Regions from separate parts of the Homo sapiens genome. Here region 1 is linked to region 2. The links are chromatin contacts, found by Hi-C or POLR2A ChIA-PET in ENCODE. All regions are on one chromosome and are shown on one strand. Each heading gives the region's core, a stretch centred on a gene start or an enhancer-like site at or near the end of the contact. The rest is flanking DNA. Distances are from core to core; before and after follow the strand shown.

Region 1 (5,220 bases), core at 1,945-4,444, 200 kb after region 2:
GGCTCACTGCAACCTCTGCCTCCCGGGATCAAGCGATTCTCCTGCCTCAGCCTCCCAAGTAGTTGGGATTACAGGCACACACCACCGCACCTGGCTAATTTTTGTATTTGTTTTTAGAGACGGGGTTTCACTTTGTTGGCCAGGCTGGCCTTGAGCTCCTGACCTCAAGCGATCCACCTGTCTCAGTGTCCCAAAGTGCTGGAATTACAGGTGTGAGCCACCGCGCCCGGCCCTACAGTAGCATTCTCACTGGCATGCAACAAACCAGTAATTCTCCCATCTTAAGAAAACAGTGCATTAGGAAAACAGATCCCACATCCCCTTCCAGGTGCTGGACCTTTACAGTAAAACTCAAAAGAACAGTCAATACTTGCTATCATCAATTCTCCTTTTTCTTGTCTCTTCATTCCAATTCTGATTGCAAATACTTCTTAGGAATTCCTTGGGATGGCAGAGTCATGAGAGGAAGATCCACTTCAGAGAGGGGAGAGATGAAACCCTGGAGCACACTTTATTCCTGAGGTTCTAATAGGGGACTAAGAAAATACTTTTGATTTATGTGGGAGAAATCATTGAACACGTGAAGGATATAAATGTCTTCTGTAGTTAAAAAAGGAACCATTGGAATCAGGTAAACTGGCATGTATTAGGTACTGTAACGTCAGATGTCATAACAAACAAACCTCAAATTGTATAATGGCTCAGACACAGTAAGTTTATGTTTCACCACATAAAGTCCAAAACAGATGTTCCTGATTAATGGGCAGCTCTTCTCCAAGTGGCGGTTCAGGCACCCGGACTCCTCCCATTTGTGGTTCTGCTGTTGTTAACAGATCGCCGTGTTCATCTACATCAAGTCATAAAAGGGAAAATAGAAGCAGGCCTGGAGCGTGGGAAACTTTTTTGGTCCAAGCCTGGAAGTTGGGTGCATCAGCTCTGATCACATTCCATTAGCCAGAATTCAGACACCTGACCTCACCTGTTTGCAAGGAAGGCTGGGAAACAGAAGAGGTGTACTCAAGAAGAGGAAATAGGTTTGGCAAAGAGCCAGCCAGGCTCTGCAAATAATGGACATCCTCCAAGGAACAATGATTGGGCAAAGAGAAGATGACTTACCCTCCAGGACTTTGTTCTGAATAAGCAGCTTGTCCTGGCCTGGATTTCCGAGCAAGTCCCATTGTAAAACCACAATTGCTCTTTCTTCAAGAAGAAAACCCTTAGAAAAGCAAACAATTCTACACATTCCATCTACCTCTTCTGCCATTTGATATGTTTTGTGGGTTTCCAATTGGCTTTTTGGTATTCTATAAAAATGAGAGTCATCTTATAGCCTGTAGGGTGAGGGTGTGAGTAGCATGGCTATATCCTAAGTCTCAGAGATACGGGCTCTGCTACCAACTGGCAGTGAAGCTTGACTACCAGGCCCTGTGCCCTTGGGACTCAGGCCCTGACTCTGTGAAATGGGACTGGTCATGCCTGCCACTGCCAGGCTATTTGAGGATCAACAACTTGCACATTCGCAGCTCCAAATGATCTTTACAACAGCCTTTGGTGATTGAAAGGGTATAAATGCCCCTTGCACATTTCACAGATGGAACACCCGAGCTGGACGGTGACATGCTTGACCCAGGGAAACTCCAACTCCCAGTCCCCAGACAAGAGGTAGTGGCTGAAACTGAGAGGAGGTGACATCTTATAGGGAAGGAAGCAGAAAGGGGAAGCAGAAAAGCATGAGGAATGGTGTGAGGGGAAGAAAGAAGAAGAAAATGTATGGACGTTTATCCCAGAGCCCAGGGTTCTTTCCGTAGTGCCTCCCAACCCTCGGTTCCCTGTTATTTACTCACCCTGAAGCCTGGTAATCTGGACACAGATGGAGAATTATAGAGAAGACCAGGGGGGAACCAAGAGCGTTTGGAATCTCAGGAGCCTTCAAACTGGACAATGAACAGTGTCATCTCTTTCTGTGGTCAGTGGCCACCTACCTAAGGAATGGGTCCCCCAGGACCAACCATGTGTCAGAAGGCTCCTCCTCTTGCCCTTCTTTTAGTGTGGGATCCTGGAAGTCACTGTCACAGGGATGCTGTATCTACATGGGCTTGGACTCCTCGTACGGAAAGAATTATTATTTTCTCAAGTGGTAAAATGTTAACAGTTGGTGGATCAGGATGATGGAAATACAGGAAATACAGGATTTCTTTACTCTATTTTTGCAAATTTGCTGTAAGTTTGAAATTACTAGAAGATAAAAAGTTAAAAAATAAAAAAAGAAGAAGAAGAACAAGAGCTGGGCATGGTGGCTCACACCTGTAATCCCAGCACTTTGGGAGGCCGAGGCAGGCGGATCACAAAGTCAGGAGTTTGAGACCAGCCTGGCCAATATGGTGAAACCCCATCTCTACTAAAGATACAAAAATTAGCCAGGCGTGTTGGTGGGTGCTTGCAGTCCCAGCTACTCGGGAGGCTGAGGCAGGAGAATTGCTTGAATCCGGGAGGCAGAGGTTGCAGTGAGCAGAGATTACGCCACTGCACTCCAGCCTGGGTGACAGAGCAAGACTCTGTCTCAAAAAAAAAAAAAAAAAAAAAAAAAAAAGAAGAAGAAGAAGAAGAAGAAGAACCCAGAAACCCCCTCATGACCTCTTCCATCACAACCCCTCTGCTGCCACCACCAAGGAAAGCCCATTCTGGCTCCTAATACCTAAACTAGTTATTTCTATTTGAATCATAGAAAAAGTGACTGGGTGCACTGGGTGCTCATGCCTCTAATCCCAGCACTTTGGGAAGCTGAGGTAGGAGGATTACCTGAGCCCAAGTTCGAGACCAGCCTAGGCAATGTAGTGAGGCCCCATCTCTCCAAAAAAAAAAAAAAAAATACAAAAATTAGCCAGGCATGGTGATGCAAGCCTGTGGCCCCTAGCTACTAGAGAGACTGAGGTGGGAGGATCACTTGAGCCTGGGAGGCCAAGGCTGCAATGAGCCGGGGGGGGTGACAGAGAGAAACACTGTCTCAAAAAAACAAACAAACAAAGAACAGAAAGAAACACTGAATCATACAGAAAGCATTCCTTTATGCCTGACTTCTTCTCTTTTTTTGAGACAGCGTCTCGCTCTGTCACCCAGACTGGAGTCCGGTGGCACGATCACGGTTCGCTTCAGCCTCAACCTCAGCTATCCTCCCACCTCAGCTCCCCTAGCAGCTAGGACTACAGGCATGAGCCACTGCACCTGGCCTGTGCCTGACTCCTTTCATTCAACATTATGTTTAGGAGATTCAGCCATGTCTTTGCTTGCCCTTTTACTTCATTCTCATTCCTCCACAGTATTCCATTGTAAGAATGTATCACATATAGATGGGACTTCCAGAATGACTGAGTGAGGAAGCTCTGAAACACCCACCCACCCACACAAAGCCCTCATTCTTTTCTCATTAAAGTTCAAGACTTTTCAAAGTAAACACTTCTCAATTTGTTACATACTGTGTTAGTTTTTTCTTTTTTCTTTTTTTGAGACAGAATCTCACTCTGTCACCCATTATTCTACCTACTACTTATAATTTTGATCAATCTCCAGTTTTCAAATGATTATTTTTTCTCACAGTTTTGCAGTTTTGTTATAAGTTTTTGTAGTTTGTTATAAGTTCTGCTAAGTTTTGTATTTTTAGTAGAAATGGGGTTTTTCCATGTTGGCCAGGCTAGTCTCAAACACCTGACCTCAGGTGATCCACCCGCCTCAGCCTCCTACAGTGCTGGAATTAGAGGCATGAGCCACCGTGCCCTGCCAAGAAAAATTATTTTTAAGAGAACCAATAGAAATTCTGGATTTGAAAAGTATAGTGTCTAAAATGAAAATTTCCCTGGAGGGGCTTAAAAGCAAATTTGAGCTGACAAAATAAAGAATTGGCAATCTTGAGGATAGATCAGCAGAGATTATACAAGCTGAATAATGGAGAGAAAAAAGACTGAAGAAAATGAACAGAGACTAAGAAGCCTTGGCCCATCATCAAATGCACCAACATCCAGGTAACAGGACTCTGAGAAAGAGGGAAAAAATAGAGAAATGGGCAGAAAAAATATTCAAAGAAAAAAATGGCTGAAAAATTCCAAAATTTGATGATAACATTAATCTACACATCCTAGAATCTGAATGAGCCAGAAGTAGGATAGACTCAAAGAGATCCACACATGAGCACGTTATAATTAAACTGTTGAAAAGAAGAAAATAAAAACTTGAAAGCAGAAAAGAAAATCCATCATATACACAGAAATGACAGTAAGATTAACACATGACTTTTGTCCAAAACAATGGAGAAATACACAACAAACTAGGAATAGAAGGAAACTACCTAAGCATAGTTATGTGCAGATTAAAACAAACCTGATAGTGAAAGACTGAAAGCTTGTTCTCTAAGACCAGGAATAAGTAAGGATGCCTGCTTTCACCACTTCTAATAACATAGTACTGGAATCCTAGCCAGAGCAATTAGGCAAGAAAGAGAAATAAAAGGCATCCATATTGACAATGAAGAAGTAAAATTATCTCTGTTTGAAGATGACATGATCCTATATGCAGCAAACCCTAAAAATTGCATCCATTAAAAAGCTATTAAAACTAACAAACAATTCAGTAAAGTTGCAGGACACAAAATGGTCACATAAAAGTCAATTGCAGCTGGGTGTGGTGGCTTATGCCTGTAATCCCAGCACTTTGGGATGCCAAGGCAGATGGATCACTTGAGCTCACAAGTTCAAGAACAGCCTGGGCAATATGGCGAAACCCTGTCCCTACAAAAAGTACCAGAATTCACTGAGTGTGGTGGTGCACGCTTGTGGTCCAAGCTACTTGGGAGGCTGAGGCAGGAGGATGGTTTGAGCCTGGAAGGCAGAGGTTGCAGTGAGTCGAGATCGCACCACTGCTCTCCAGCCTGGGTGACAGAGCCAGATCTTGTCAAAAAAAAAAAAAAGCAAACAACAATTGCATCTCTACACACTAACAATTAACAATCTGAAAATAAAATTAAGAAAATAATTCCATTTACAATAGCATCAAAAAGAATAAAATATGTAGGAATAAACCTAACCTAACCAACAAGATAAAAGGCTTATATGTTGAAAACTACAAATGTTTCTGAAAGAAACAAAGACACAAATAAATGGAAAGACATCCTATGTTCATGGATCAAAAGACTTAATATTGTTAAGATGTCAATAGTAACCAAAGCAATCT
Region 2 (5,098 bases), core at 1,588-4,087:
ATCACCACATCCCATGTCCAAAACATTTTTCATATTCTCAAACTGAAACTCCATACCCATGAAACAGAACTTCCTGTTCTCTACTCCCCCAAGCCCTTAGCAATCACCGTTCTATTTTCTGTCTCTTGAATTTGACCACTCTAAGTGCCTCATCTTAGTAGAATCATACAGTCTTTGTCCTTGCGTGACTGGCTCATTTCACTTAGCATGACGTCTTCAAGGTTCCTCCGTGTTGTAGTGTGTCAGACTCTCATTCCTTTTAAAGGTTGAATCACATTCCACTATGTGTATAATACATATTACATTTTGTTCATTCATCTGTTGATGGACACTTCAGTTACTTCCACCTTTCAGCTATTGTGAATAATGCTACAATCAACATGGGTGTAGAAATGATGCCCCTTCTTAACAAAGAGAACGTTTCTAGCTAGACTTTACTAACGTTGTTTTATTTGCATACTATTTATTTTTATGATCTTTTTCTATTTGTGGCAAGTTATACAAATTTTCTATTTACCTAGCTATATGAAATAGGCTTTAAGATACAAGTAGGTCCTACAAAGTGAAATGATTTAAAGAAAAATGCTAGGTAAATAAGGGCATGTGTTAGTGGCAAAAAGTGGTGGCAGTAATACAGGAAAACAGAACTGCTGAAGTGTGGGAAATATTGACACACGCCTCAAAAACCTGACTGTCCTGAACTGAGTGGGACAGGCTGCCAGAGAGAAACCCTGCCGAGACCACTGGGGAGGTTGACGCCAGATTAGCCTTGCATTCAGAGAGGCGCCTGGGGGTGTTGTTCTAGAAAGAGAACTATGGTAAAATTGAAACAGTCAGATCTGGGATCTGACATCTCATAGGGTGACCCCGGGCCAGTTACTCGAGACGATCCTCTGGCCTCTGCCTCCCAAGTTAGCTGGGGCTACAGGAGCGTACCATCACACCTGTCTAAACTTTTTATCTTTTTGTAGAGACAGAGTGTCCCTATGTTCCCACGCTGGTCTTGAACTCCCGGCCTCAGGCGATCCTCCCGCTTTGGCTTCCCAAAGCACTGGGATTACAAGTGTGAGCCGCCGTGCCCAGTCCAGTCATTTCTGATCTTCACTTTTCTCATTATGAGAGGGTGGTAATAACACCCAGCCCCTAGGTAACTAAGATAACATCATGCGAGCTGCCAAAACCTGTGGCCAGCACCTACTTTGGTTCTACGATCGGGTGGGTCACGTCACCCCACCCTAGCCCCTGCAAAAGACATCCTCAGGACAATATTTACTGCTTCTTCCTAAGGAGAGAAGGCCTGATAGTGATGAGGTTATAGCTGGAGTTCAGGTGCACCATCAACTCAGTCTCCACCACCTTCCCCAGCCCCATTTCCACCTCCAAAAACTCTGGGCAAGACCTCTGGGCTCTTGATCCAAGGCTGTTACTGGCTGTAGGACCTTGTGCAAGTCTGAGCCAAGAGCCTCTCTGAGCCTTCATTTCCTCAGCTGTAAAATGTGGATGCCCTTGTCCTCTGAGTACTCAAACCCCACATACATCTCCTATCTATCTCTGGCTGGTGAACAGACGCTTTCAACATTCAGCCACGCATAACAAATACAAAGCAAATGAATCGACAAGTGAAACTGCCAGTCTTGCAACGTATGGGATTTCATGAAGTTGGTGGAAGCAAAGCAGGAGAAATGGAACAGCCGCTGCCCACAGAGAAAGGGAACGTCTGCAAGGGAAGTGACCCAGACCCGAAAAAAGGCACTGGACTATCAAAGGATTCAGAGTGATCCTTGAGTTTGAGGAAGCTCTCAAATATTTTTGCAAAAATGAATCTCTTACTGCAAAAACCAGTTCAGAAGGGAAGGATGCTACATACTCAACTATTACAAGAAAAAGCAAGACTTCCAGTGTTAACATCTGATTCATTCTTGGTTCATTTTAAGGCGTGCGTGGTTGCAATCATAATCTAAACTCCGTTAATCACGGGGTAAAACTAATTTATCTTCGTAATATTTAGCTTCTTTTTCTAGGTAAAATCCCAATCAGGCCAGGTTTTCCCCACCATCTTGGTGAATTGTTGGTCTTCTTTTAAATAGATTCACCTCGGGGGCCTTCCAGGGTACAGGATGTAGTGGGGAGTCCTCCAGACGCCTGTCCCGGCTTTCCAGTCAAGACCACAAACATCCTACCCCCAATAGAGAGAAAGCCCCAAAACAGCTGGGCGTCCCCGAAGGCGAAGTACCGTAATTCCCCAGGGCCTGCCAACCACCATCGCAATGCAGAGAAAAGTCTCCGCCCGCCGGGCCGAGTGCTCCCCGCGCCCCCCACCTCTTAACAAGCGCAAGGTTGCTTTCGTCAACCCTTCTGTTGTACAGAAAGAGAAACTGAGGCCCGATGGGCACAGACTTGTTGGCCCACTTCCACTCGGTGGCAGAGCTGGCCCAGGGAAAAATGCAGGTAACAACAGTGAAGACTTGGTAAGCTCGCTCCACGTGCCGAGCTGGGACCCGCGGTGGCCGTTTCTGCTGGGGGCGCCTAGTACGTAGTTGGCGCTGAGGAAACCTGAACCAAGAAAGCCGAGCCCCCCCGCAACTCTCGGCCCCTCACGGGGGTGGGGCCTCCGTTGGGGTACGGCCCGCTCTGCAGCAGAGCCCACCGCCCCGGCCCGCACCCCTCGCCCCGAAGTTAGGCTGGAGCCCCCACCCCAGCAGCTCGGTGGGCCGGGGTCACAGCGGGGCCGCAGCCTGCGACCGCTTCGGGGGCCCCGCCGCTCCCCCTGCTTCCCCTCCCCCCGGGAGGGAGGAGGAGACTCCGCGGCCCTCCCTCGGCCCCTCCGGCGGCGGTCGCAGCTGCACGGTGCCCGCTCTACCCCGCCGCAGCGGCTGGGACGTACGGAGCCCGCAAGTCCCGGCCCGAGGTGAGCGGGGGCGGCAGGCCGGGGGGCGGCAGGCCAAGGCGGCCCGGGAACTTGCTCCAGGCCGCGCGCCTTCCGCGGGAAGGAAGGGGTTAAGTTGTGGGGCGTGCTGGAGGAGCAGACACAGTCGGGGCGCCCGCGGCAACCCCCGAACTCAGAGCAGAACTTTCTAGACGCCTCCCCGGCCTCCCTCAGCCCCCGGAACCCCAGGTCTCCGGTGGGGAGGGGCCGCGGGGTGATGGGGGAGGGGAGGCGCCTCCGGAATGCCGCGGCCCGGGCCGGACGGGAGGGGGCGGCGGGCGGGGACGGAATTTGGGACTCTCCCGGGGGACCCAACGTGGTCGCCATGGCGAATGCGGGATGGACGGGCGGCGCTGGCCAATCAGAGCACGGCGCCCTGCCCAGAGCCGCGGCGACTGCCAATGGGGGCCATGCGGTGGGGTGGGCGGGACCGCGCGGCGCGGGCCGGGAACCCCCTCCACCCTCCGCCCGTCGCTAGGTGGAGCGGGGCGGTTCGCAGGGCCAGCGGCTTGGGAGGGGTCGACTAAGTGAGGACTAAGGCGACGCAGGGCTGGGGCTTCAGTTTCAGTACCTTAGGTGGGGGTGGTGTCCACCTTCCCACCCCCGCTCTCCCAGGGCTCTTGTGGGGGTTGGATTGGTTTGGGTTCGGGAGGTCTGCCCACCTGTTAGAGCGTTCAGGAATCTTTTTAGTGCCTCTCCCCATCCTGTAGGTAAGGAAACTGAGGCCCAGAGAGGGCAGGGACTTGCAGATATCACACAGCATATCAGTGATGGAGCTGGGACTAGCGGGATGTCTGCTGTACAAGAGTGAAGAGTTCACGGTGTTGCCGAGAGGGGTGGGGCTGGGGTCGGGGTGGGGCTGGGTCCCCATGAAGGTTCACCCCACCATTCCAGCTGTGCGTATCCACTTGGCCTGGTGCCTGCAGACCCCATCGTGTAGGTGCTCTCGGGGGCATTGTGCCCCTCAGGTGGCTAAGATCCAGAAGAGGAGGCATCCCATCACCAGCTCCCTACTCTGGCCTTGCTGCTGGTCCGCGGTGTGGACACAGACACGTAGCTGTCCCTCTGGGCCTCAGTTGGTCCATATGTAAAGAAAGGAGTTCAAATCAATGATCCAGGCTGTCTCTGTGGCTCCTCAGTCTAAGATGGGGCTACCTGGGAATAGGCCAGGGGTGCCTACCCCTGGGCTTAGGTCCAGCCTGGAGGCCTAGCCGCCATCCCTTCCTTTCCCGCCAGCCAGCTCCCCCCAGAGGTCCTGCAGCTGGATCCTGGGCAGCAGGTCACAGGGACAGGTGCCCGCAGTCTGTGGGCTGACCAGCCTTGGGCCCTGCACTTATTCAATCAGGCTGTCCTCTGTGGTTTCCCACTGGGCTCTGCTTTCTGTCCACAGCCAGGCCTGTGGCCATGGGCTTGTCCCAGGGCCCTACCTGAAAGGCTCTGGGAGGATCTACAGGGTTTCAGAGCCGGGGAAGGGGTTGGGGCACTGGGCTCCCCATCCCTTCAGCTGGCCCCTGTCCAGGCCTTGGCATTGCTCATTCCTCTCACTGATATGGAGAGACCCATCCAAACATGCTGAGGACAAAACACAACGCTGTTCCCAGTGGGTCAATTAGGCTTCCCCAGGTAAAAGGTGGGACAGCCGACTTGGCCGTGAGATGACCTCTTATTCCAACCCTGGCCAGACAGGCTCAGATACCTACCTGTCTCAGAGCCTGGCCACCGACTGACTCCTGATCTTTAGGATGACTCAACCTTCCCAAACTCTGCATGGTCACAAGGGTACCCCTAAGAGTGGTACCACCTTCTTAGGGGTACCTTCCATCCATCACGCATCTGCTGTATGCTGGGCCCTGTGCTGATGCCCTCGCTCGTGGACTTCAAAGTAAGGCCTTTGCTGTAGAACACGGAGGTGCCTGGTGCTTTGGGAGCATACTCTGTGCAGAGAGGTTAGAGAAGGCTTCCTAGGGGAGGGGACACTGGAGGTGGGTTTTGAAGGATGTGTAGGAGTTTGCTGATGAAGGAAGGAGAGATATTCCAGACAAGTCCACAAGCAACAGGAACCACTGGGTCACTTTCTGTGGGCAGGGCTGATGAGGGCCTAGCCTGCAGCAAGTGTCAGCTCAAAATATTCTTGTTTCTGTCCTGGAGTGAGCTACCAGTGAGCACAGCTGT

Evidence for each region. Hi-C counts contacts between places; a loop is a spot of excess contacts on that map. ChIA-PET counts read pairs that join two places held with the same protein, here RNA polymerase II (POLR2A). Pooled maps may share reads with other maps.
Region 1: a map with no recorded cell type shows a loop between it and region 2 (13-fold over the local background). The contact joins the enhancer-like site here to the promoter of CCDC102A in region 2. A Hi-C loop is called at or near these places in 1 of 168 maps with a recorded cell type or tissue (B cell), 23 of 37 single-sample maps with no recorded cell type and 5 of 50 pooled maps. POLR2A ChIA-PET finds 5 or more read pairs at or near these places in 7 of 52 experiments (AG04450, Caco-2, GM10248 and 4 more).

What each region holds. Positions count from the first base shown.
Region 1 is chr16:57,337,690-57,342,909 of GRCh38, reverse strand. No RefSeq gene overlaps it. Among named protein-coding and RNA genes, the nearest start is that of CCL22, 18 kb to the left of the region's middle. Within about 2 kb of position 3,194, at least 2 of the 41 ENCODE cell types and tissues checked have a DNase peak (open chromatin) inside an H3K27ac peak, as active enhancers do; they include GM12878, where a contact is called at or near this core.
Region 2 is chr16:57,534,310-57,539,407 of GRCh38, reverse strand. CCDC102A (coiled-coil domain containing 102A) reads left to right here and starts at 2,837. Exons shown (of 9, transcript NM_033212.4): 1 at 2,837-2,908. It also overlaps a transcript of ADGRG5 not described here. RefSeq lists an enhancer at 239-328 and a silencer at 2,595-3,544.